Regions from separate parts of the Homo sapiens genome. Here region 1 is linked to region 2. A link is a contact called in ENCODE POLR2A ChIA-PET data. All regions are on one chromosome and are shown on one strand. The core of a region is the stretch at or near the end of the contact, and the rest is flanking DNA. Distances in the headings are between cores, read along the strand shown. Region 1 holds the start of RCC1L (RCC1 like). Region 2 has its middle 15 kb from the start of CRCP.

Evidence for each region. ChIA-PET counts read pairs that join two places held with the same protein, here RNA polymerase II (POLR2A).
Region 1: POLR2A ChIA-PET joins it to region 2 with 10 read pairs in activated CD4-positive, alpha-beta T cell. The contact joins the promoter of RCC1L here to the enhancer-like site in region 2. POLR2A ChIA-PET finds 5 or more read pairs at or near these places in 2 of 52 experiments (OCI-LY7 and activated CD4-positive, alpha-beta T cell).

Annotation. Positions count from the first base shown.
Region 1 is chr7:75,071,803-75,075,601 of GRCh38, reverse strand. RCC1L (RCC1 like) reads left to right here and starts at 1,800. Exons shown (of 11, transcript NM_030798.5): 1 at 1,800-2,188. The coding sequence starts at 1,865. RefSeq lists a silencer at 1,895-2,114.
Region 2 is chr7:66,098,424-66,102,119 of GRCh38, reverse strand. No RefSeq gene overlaps it. Among named protein-coding and RNA genes, the nearest start is that of CRCP, 15 kb to the left of the region's middle. RefSeq lists an enhancer at 1,354-1,915. Within about 2 kb of position 2,004, at least 38 of the 41 ENCODE cell types and tissues checked have a DNase peak (open chromatin) inside an H3K27ac peak, as active enhancers do; they include OCI-LY7, where a contact is called at or near this core.

The DNA.
Region 1 (3,799 bases), core at 551-3,050, 9.0 Mb before region 2:
TACTTGGGAGGCTGAGGCAGGAGAATTGCTTGAACCCAGGAGGCGGAGGTTGCAGTGAGTCGAGATCATGTCACCGTACTCAAGCCTGGGTGATAGACTGAGACTCTGTCTCAAAAAACAAACAAACGAACAAAAAAACAGACGGCACGCTTGACACAGCAGCTATGAGTTGGACCATGCACTTGCCTAAATGTATGGTGGTCCCCTGTCCCCTACCACAGTCCATCTTTTTTTATTTTTTGAGACGGAGCCTCGCTCTGTCGCCAGGCTGGAGTGCAGTGGTGCGATCTCGGCTCACTGCAACCTCCGCCTCCCGGGTTCAAGCTATTCTCCTGCCTCAGCCTCCCAAGTAGCTGAGACTACAGTGCGTTCCACCACGCCCAGCTAATTTTTGTATTTTCAGTAGAAATGGGGTTTTACTATGTTGGCCAGGATGGTCTCCATCTCTTGACCTCGTGATGTGCCTGCCTTGCCCTCCCAAAATGCTGGGATTACAGGTGTGAGCCACTATGCCTGGCCAATCCATCAGTTTTTTTAGGAGCCAAACAGGTGAACTCAATGGGGAGCTACCCATTGGATAGGAATCACCACCCCTCTGAATCTTTTACATCTTTGAAGGTGGCACTAGCATCTACAATTCCATGTGGCAAACAGTGTGTGTTCTGATTGAATACTGGCTGGGTCGAGACAGGGTAAGGGGACCGATGTGAATGGCTAAGTTTATCTATCCCAAATGGTGGCAGGGAACTTACTACCAGGCGGGTCCATAGACACATTTATTTTTACTTTTATATTTACATTTAATTTAATTTTTTTTTTTTTCAGAGACAGGGTCTCACTCTGCTGTCCTGGCTGGAGTGCAGTGGTGCAATCATGGCTCACTGCAGCCTCGAACTCCTGGGCTTAAGCCATCCACCTGCCTCAGTCTCCTAAGTAGCTGGCACCACAGGTGCACACCATCACGCCGAGCTAATTTTTAAATTTTTTTGTAGAGAAAGGGTCCCACTATTTGCCCAGGCTGGTCTCGAACTCTCAAGTGATTCTCCCACCTTTGTCTTCCAAAGTGCTGGAAGACTGGGTCCGCCGCAGAGAATACATTTCATAGCCCGGGAGACTGGTGGTTTCAGTGCCTTCATGAATTTTACTCCCTGTAGTAAGAGGCTTTCCATGAGCAGTCTTGTGGTCACCACATTTTATTAGTGGGTTTTCCCCAGTCATCTTCCATAAAACAGGCCTGCACAGGCTGGGGGCGGTGGCTTATGCCTGTAATCCCAGCACTTTGGGAGGCCGAGGTGGGTGGATCACTGGAGGTCAGGAGTTCAAAACCAACCTGGCCAACATCGTGAAACCCTGTCTCTACTAAAAATACAAAAATTAGCCGGGCGTGGTGGCGTACGCCTGTGGTCCCAGCTACTCGGGAGGCTGAGACACGAGAGTCACTTGAACCCAGGAGGGGGAGGTTGCAGTGAGCCTGTCGATAGGTTTGAGGGGACCTGGGCAGGGGATGCGAAGGCAGCAGGGAATCGTCCACTCCAGCTCGCTGTCGCTGGAGGACGGCCTGGGGCGGCGTGGGAGCAGACCGGAGCGGAGACGGCTGCAGCAAGGCCAGGTAAGAAATGTCGCGGGGCAATAGCAAGGGAGCAAAACAGGACACGCAGTTTCGCTAAGGGACAAGAATCCTAATCCCGCCCCTAACCCCGCCCCTCACCATCGCCACGCCACGCCTCCCTGAGCCTTGGGCTGCCGTCAGCGCCTTTGCCTTCAACCAGGAGTAAAAGTGGCCGTAGCCTCTTCCGGCGAGGACTGGTGTTAAGGGTCACGCAAGATGGCGGCGCCCAGAGGCTGCTGAGGCGCGGAACGGAGGATGGCGCTGGTGGCGTTGGTGGCTGGGGCTCGGCTGGGGCGGCGGCTGAGCGGGCCGGGGCTGGGGCGAGGGCACTGGACGGCGGCCGGGCGCTCCCGGAGCCGGCGCGAAGCGGCAGAAGCCGAGGCGGAGGTGCCCGTGGTCCAGTACGTGGGCGAGCGCGCTGCCCGCGCCGATCGCGTCTTCGTGTGGGGCTTCAGCTTCTCGGGGGCGCTGGGCGTGCCTTCCTTTGTGGTGCCCAGCTCCGGGCCCGGGCCCCGCGCCGGCGCCCGACCGCGCCGCAGGATCCAGCCCGTGCCCTATCGCCTGGAGCTGGACCAAAAGGTGCAGGCCGCGGCTTCCTCCTTCTCTCCTTCTCTCTCTTCCGCGCTCCCGGCCTCCCTCGACCTGTTCGGCTCTCTTCAAGAAGTTGGCTCCTCTGGGTGGACAGACTTCCGGCAGGACGACCCTCGAGCTGGCTGCAAGCCCAGGAGGGGAAGGCGTTAGGGGTGGCCATCAACATTTATTGGGTGGCAGTGCCAGATGTTGTGCCGGGTCGTGTCATTCGCTTAGCACCCAGTGAGTCGACAGTTATTCCCAATTACAGGGAAGGAAGGGGAGGCCCAGAGAGGTTGAGGCCCGAGGCCCCACCGCTGCTAGCTGTTTATATGCGGTGGAATTCTCACTCAGGCCAGCGTGACTGCAGGAGTTCTGATGTTAGGAAAGCAAAATTCAAAAGTCCATTGAAAATGTATACCAGCTGAGGTGTTTCAATGAACAACTCAGAAAGGGGATTTTTTTGTTTTAATTTATTTTTTAGAGACAGGGTCTCGCTCTGTCGCTCAGGCTGGAGTGCAGTGGTGTCATCATAGCTCACTGCAGCCTCGACCTCCTGGGCTCAAGAGATCGTCCTGCCACCTAGCCCGGCAAATTTTTGTATTTTTAGTAGAGATGGGGTTTCGCCATGTTTGCTAGACTGGTCTTGAACTGAACTCAAGCGATCCGCCCGCCTTGGCCTCCCAAAGTGCTGGGATTACAGGCGTGAGCCACTGTGCCTGGCTGAAAGAGGATTGATTTTAAAATCAAACCATCTTTGGTCTATATCCAACCTCACTGGAAGCCCCGGTTTTCTCATCGGGTCAGTGAAGGGAGGATTGATGAGAGTGTAGTTAAAACACCCAACAAAGACCTTGGGGTTGTCACTGTGTTAAATTCACAGTAGCTGTAGTACTGAGTTTTCCTTTTCATGGTAATAGCCTGAGTACGTAACGGTGTAGTGTCAGTGAAAAGCATGCAGTCAAGTTACTCAACCTTTAGAAGCCACACTTTCTCATCTGCCTTATACTACTGCTAACAGCAATAAGAAATAGAAAATATAATAACAAAAGCAATAACAAAAACTAAACAACAACAACAAAAAGCATACAATATAGGCCAGGTGCGGTAGCTCATGCCTGTAATTTCAGCACTTTGGGAGGCCAAGGCAGGAGGATCATTTGAGTTCAAGAGTTTGAGACCAGCCTGGGTAACACAGTGAGAACTCATCTCTCTGTCTCTCTCTCTCTCCATATATATATATATATATATATATATATATGTATATGTATATGTATATGTATAAATTTAAAATACAAAATAGAGTACAAAATATAGGTTTGTTTTTTTTTTTTGATCTGGCTCTGTTGCCCAGGCTGGAGTACAGTGGCGTGATCATGGGTCACTGCAGCCTCGACCTCCTGGATTCAAGTGATCCTCCTGCTTCAGCCTCCCATGTAGCTGGGACCAAGCTTAAATTTTGATTTTTTCATAGAGACAGGTTGTCACTTTGTTGCCTAGGCTCAAAATATAGCTCTTACCTTGAGATGGGTACTATTCCCTATAAGGGCTTTAGCTATATTAACTCGTTTAGTCTTCACAACAGCTTAGTGAGAGAGATGGTACTATTATCATCTTTAC
Region 2 (3,696 bases), core at 755-3,254:
AGGTTGAGATGGCTGTGGCAATTACAGGCGTGCACCACCATGCCTGGCTAATTTTTCTATTTTTAGTAGAGACAGTGTTTCACCATGTTGGCAAGGCTGGTCTTGAACTCCTGACCTCGTGATCCGCCCGCCTTGGCCTCCCAAAGTACTGGGATTAGAGGCATGAGCCACCGAGCCCAGGCTTAATACACCATTTTATAAGTTTTTTCTTAGGTAGGGTCTCACTCTGTCAGCTATGCTGGAGTACAGTGACATGATGAGAACTCTCAATGAAGCCTCAAACTCTGGGGCTCAACAGATCCTCCTGCCTCACCCTCCAGAGTAGCTGGGACTACAGGCATGCACCAACATGCCCTTCTAATTTTTGAATTTTTAGTAGAAATGGGGTTTCACCATGTTTGGCCAGGCTGGTCTCGAACTCCTGATCTCAGGCTACCCACCCACCTTGGCCTCCCAGAGTGCTGGGATGACAGGTGTGAGCCACTGTGCCTGGCCTCATTTTTTTTTTTTTACTTCACTTTATTGTGCTTCAGAGATATTGCATTCCTTAACATTTTTTAAATTTAAAAATATAAATAGGCCGGGCGCAGTGGCTCAAGCCTGTAATCCCAGCACTTTGGGAGACTGAGGTGGGCGGATCACAAGGTCAGGAGATCGAGACCATCCTGGCTAACACGGTGAAACCCCATATATACTAAAAATACAAAAAAATTAGCCGGGCGTGGTGGCGGGCACCTGTAGTCCCAGCTACTCGGGAGGCTGAGGCAGGAGAATGGCGTGAACCCAGGAGGCGGAGCTTGCAGTGAGCTGAGATTGTGCCACTGCACTCCAGCCTGAGCGACAGAACAAGACTCTGTCTCAAAAAAAAAAGATAATAATAATAATATTTAAAACAATTTAGATGGGGGGGGGTCTCGCTATGTTGACCAGGCTGGTTTCGAACTCCTGGCATCAAGCAATCCTCCCATCTCAGCCTCCCAAAGTGCTGGAGTTACAGGCGTGAGTCACCATGCGTGGCCCATTTTTTAACATACTAGAGGATTGTGGCAACCCTGTGTTGAGGTAGCGTATTGGTGCCGTTTTTCCAACAGCATGTGTTCATTCGCTGTCTTTGTGTCACATTTCGGTAATTCTTATTGTATTTCAAACTTTATTACTATTTTTTTGAGACAGAGTCTTACTCCATTGCCCAGGCTCAAGTGCAGTGGTTTGACCATAGCTCACTGCAGCCTTGACCGCCTGGGCTCAAGTGATCCTCTTGCCTCAGCCTTCTGAGTAGCTGGGATGACTGGTTTGTGCCACCATTCCTGGCTAATTTTTAATTTTTTTTTAAATTTTTATTTTTGTAAAAACAGGGTCTCACTATGTTGGTCAGGCTGGTCTCAAACGCCTGGGTTTCTAGCAATCTTCCCGCCTCAGCCTCCCAAATAGATGGATTACAGGCGTGAGCCACTGCACCTGGCTCTTTTTTTTTTTTTTGAGATGGAGTCTCACTCTGTCGCCCAGGCTGGAGTGCAGTAGCCCGATCTCAGCTAACTGCAACCTCCGCCTCCCAGGTTCAAGCGTTTCTTCTGCCTCAGCCTCTGGAGTAGCTGGGAGTATGGGTATGAGCCACCAAGCCCGCTTGGCTGTTTCTTTTTCTTCCTCCCTCTTTCCTCCTCCTCATTCTTTTTCCTCCTCCTTCCTTCCTCCTTACTGCTGCCCCCCAAATTGCTGGGATTACAGGCATGAGCCACCGTGCCTGGCAGTTTCCGTCTCTTCCTTCTCCTCCTCCCCCCTCCCCTCCCCTCCTCCTTTACAGGCCTGAGCCACCAATCCATGTAGTTTCCTTCTCCTCCTCCTCCTTTACAGGCATGAGCCACTGCGCTTGGCTGTTTTTTCCTCCTCCTCCTCCTCCTCCTCCTCCTTTACAGGCGTAAGCCACCTCGCCTGGCTGTTTCCTCCTCCTCCTCCTTTACAGGCTGCGCCACCACACCTGGCTGTTTCTCCCTCTTCCTCCTCCTCCTCGTCCTTTACAGTCGTGAGCCACCTCGCCTGGCTGTTTCCTCCTCCTCCTCCTCTTCCTTCTCCTCCTTTACCGGCATGAGCCACCCTTCCTGGCTGTTTCTTCTTCCTCCTGCTCCTCCTCCTCCTCCTTTACAGGCATGAGCCACTGTGCCTGGCTGTCTCCTCCTCCTCCTCTACAGGCGTGAGCCACTGCAACTGGCTGTTTCCTCCTCCTCCTTTGCAGGCTTGAGCCACTGTGCCTGGCTGTTTCTTCCTCCTCTTTCTCCTTTACAGGCGTGAGCCACCACGCCTGGCTGTTTCCTCCTGCTCCTCCTCCTCTTCCTCTTCCTTTACAGGTGTGAGAGCCACCAGGCCTGGCTGTTTCTTCCTTCTCCTCCTCCTCCTCATTCTCCTCCTCCTTTACAGACCTGAGCCAGGGAGCCTGGCTGTTTCTTCCTCCTACTCCTCCTCTACAGGTGTAAGCCACCAAGCCTCGCCGTTTCCTTCTCCTCCTCCCTCTCCTCCTTCTCCCCCTCCTCCTCTTCTCCCCCTCCCTCCTCCCCCTCCTTTCCTCCTCCTCCCTTCTTCCTTTCCTCCTCTTCCACCTCCTTCTCCACCTCCTCCTCCTCCACCTCCTTCTCCTCCTCCTCCACCTCCTTCTCCTCCTCCTCTCCTCCTCCTCCCCTCCTCCTCCTCTCCTCCTCCCCCTCTCCTCCTCTCCTCCTCCTCCCCTCCTTCTCCTCTCCTTCTCTCCTCCTCCTCCCCTCCTCCTCCTCCCCTCCTCCTCCCCTCCTCCTCCCCTCCTTCTACTCCCCTCCTCCTCCGCTCCTTCTCCTCCCCTCCTCCTCCTCCCCTCCTCCTCCTCTCCTCCTCCTCTCCTCCTCCTCTCCTCTCCGCCTCCTCTCCTCCTCTCCTCTCCGCCTCCTCTCCTCCACTCCTTCTACTCCCCTCCTCCTCCGCTCCTTCTCCTCCCCTCCTTCTCCTCCCCTCCTCCTCTCCTCTCCTCCTCCTCCCCTCCTCCTCCTCTCCTCCTCCTCTCCTCCTCCTCTCCTCTCCGCCTCCTCTCCTCCTCCTCCTCTCCTCCTCCTCTCCTCCTCTCCTCTCCTCCACTCCTCCTCCTCCACCTCCTCTTCTTTCTCCTCCTCCTCTTCTTCCTCCTCCTCCTCCATCTCCTGCTCCTCCACTGCTCCTGGCTGTTTCTTCCTCCTCCTCCTCCTCCTCTTCCTTCTCCTCCTCCTCCTCCTTTAACAGGCATGAGCCACCACACCTGGCTGTTTCCTCCTCCTCCTTTACAGGCTTGAGCCACTGTGCCTGGCTGTTTCTTCCTCCTCCTCTTCCTCCTTTACAGGCATGAGCCACGGCCTGGCTGTTTCCTCCCGTTCCTCCTCCTCCTCCTCCCCCCCCCACTCCTCCTTCTTTCTTATGTATGTATTTATTTATTTATTTACTTACTTATTCATTTATTTTTAGACAGAGTCTCCCTCTGTCACCCAGGCTGGAGTGCAGTGGCATGATCTCAGCTCACTGCAACCTCTGCCTCCCGGGTTCAAGCAAGTCTCCTGCCTCAGCTTCCCAAGTAGCTGGGACTACAGGCTCCCGCCACCACACCCGGCTAATTTTTGTATTTTTAGTAGAGATAGGGTTTCACCATGTTGGCCAGGCTGGTCTCGAACTCCTGACCTCAGGTGATCCACCTGCCTCGGCCTCCCA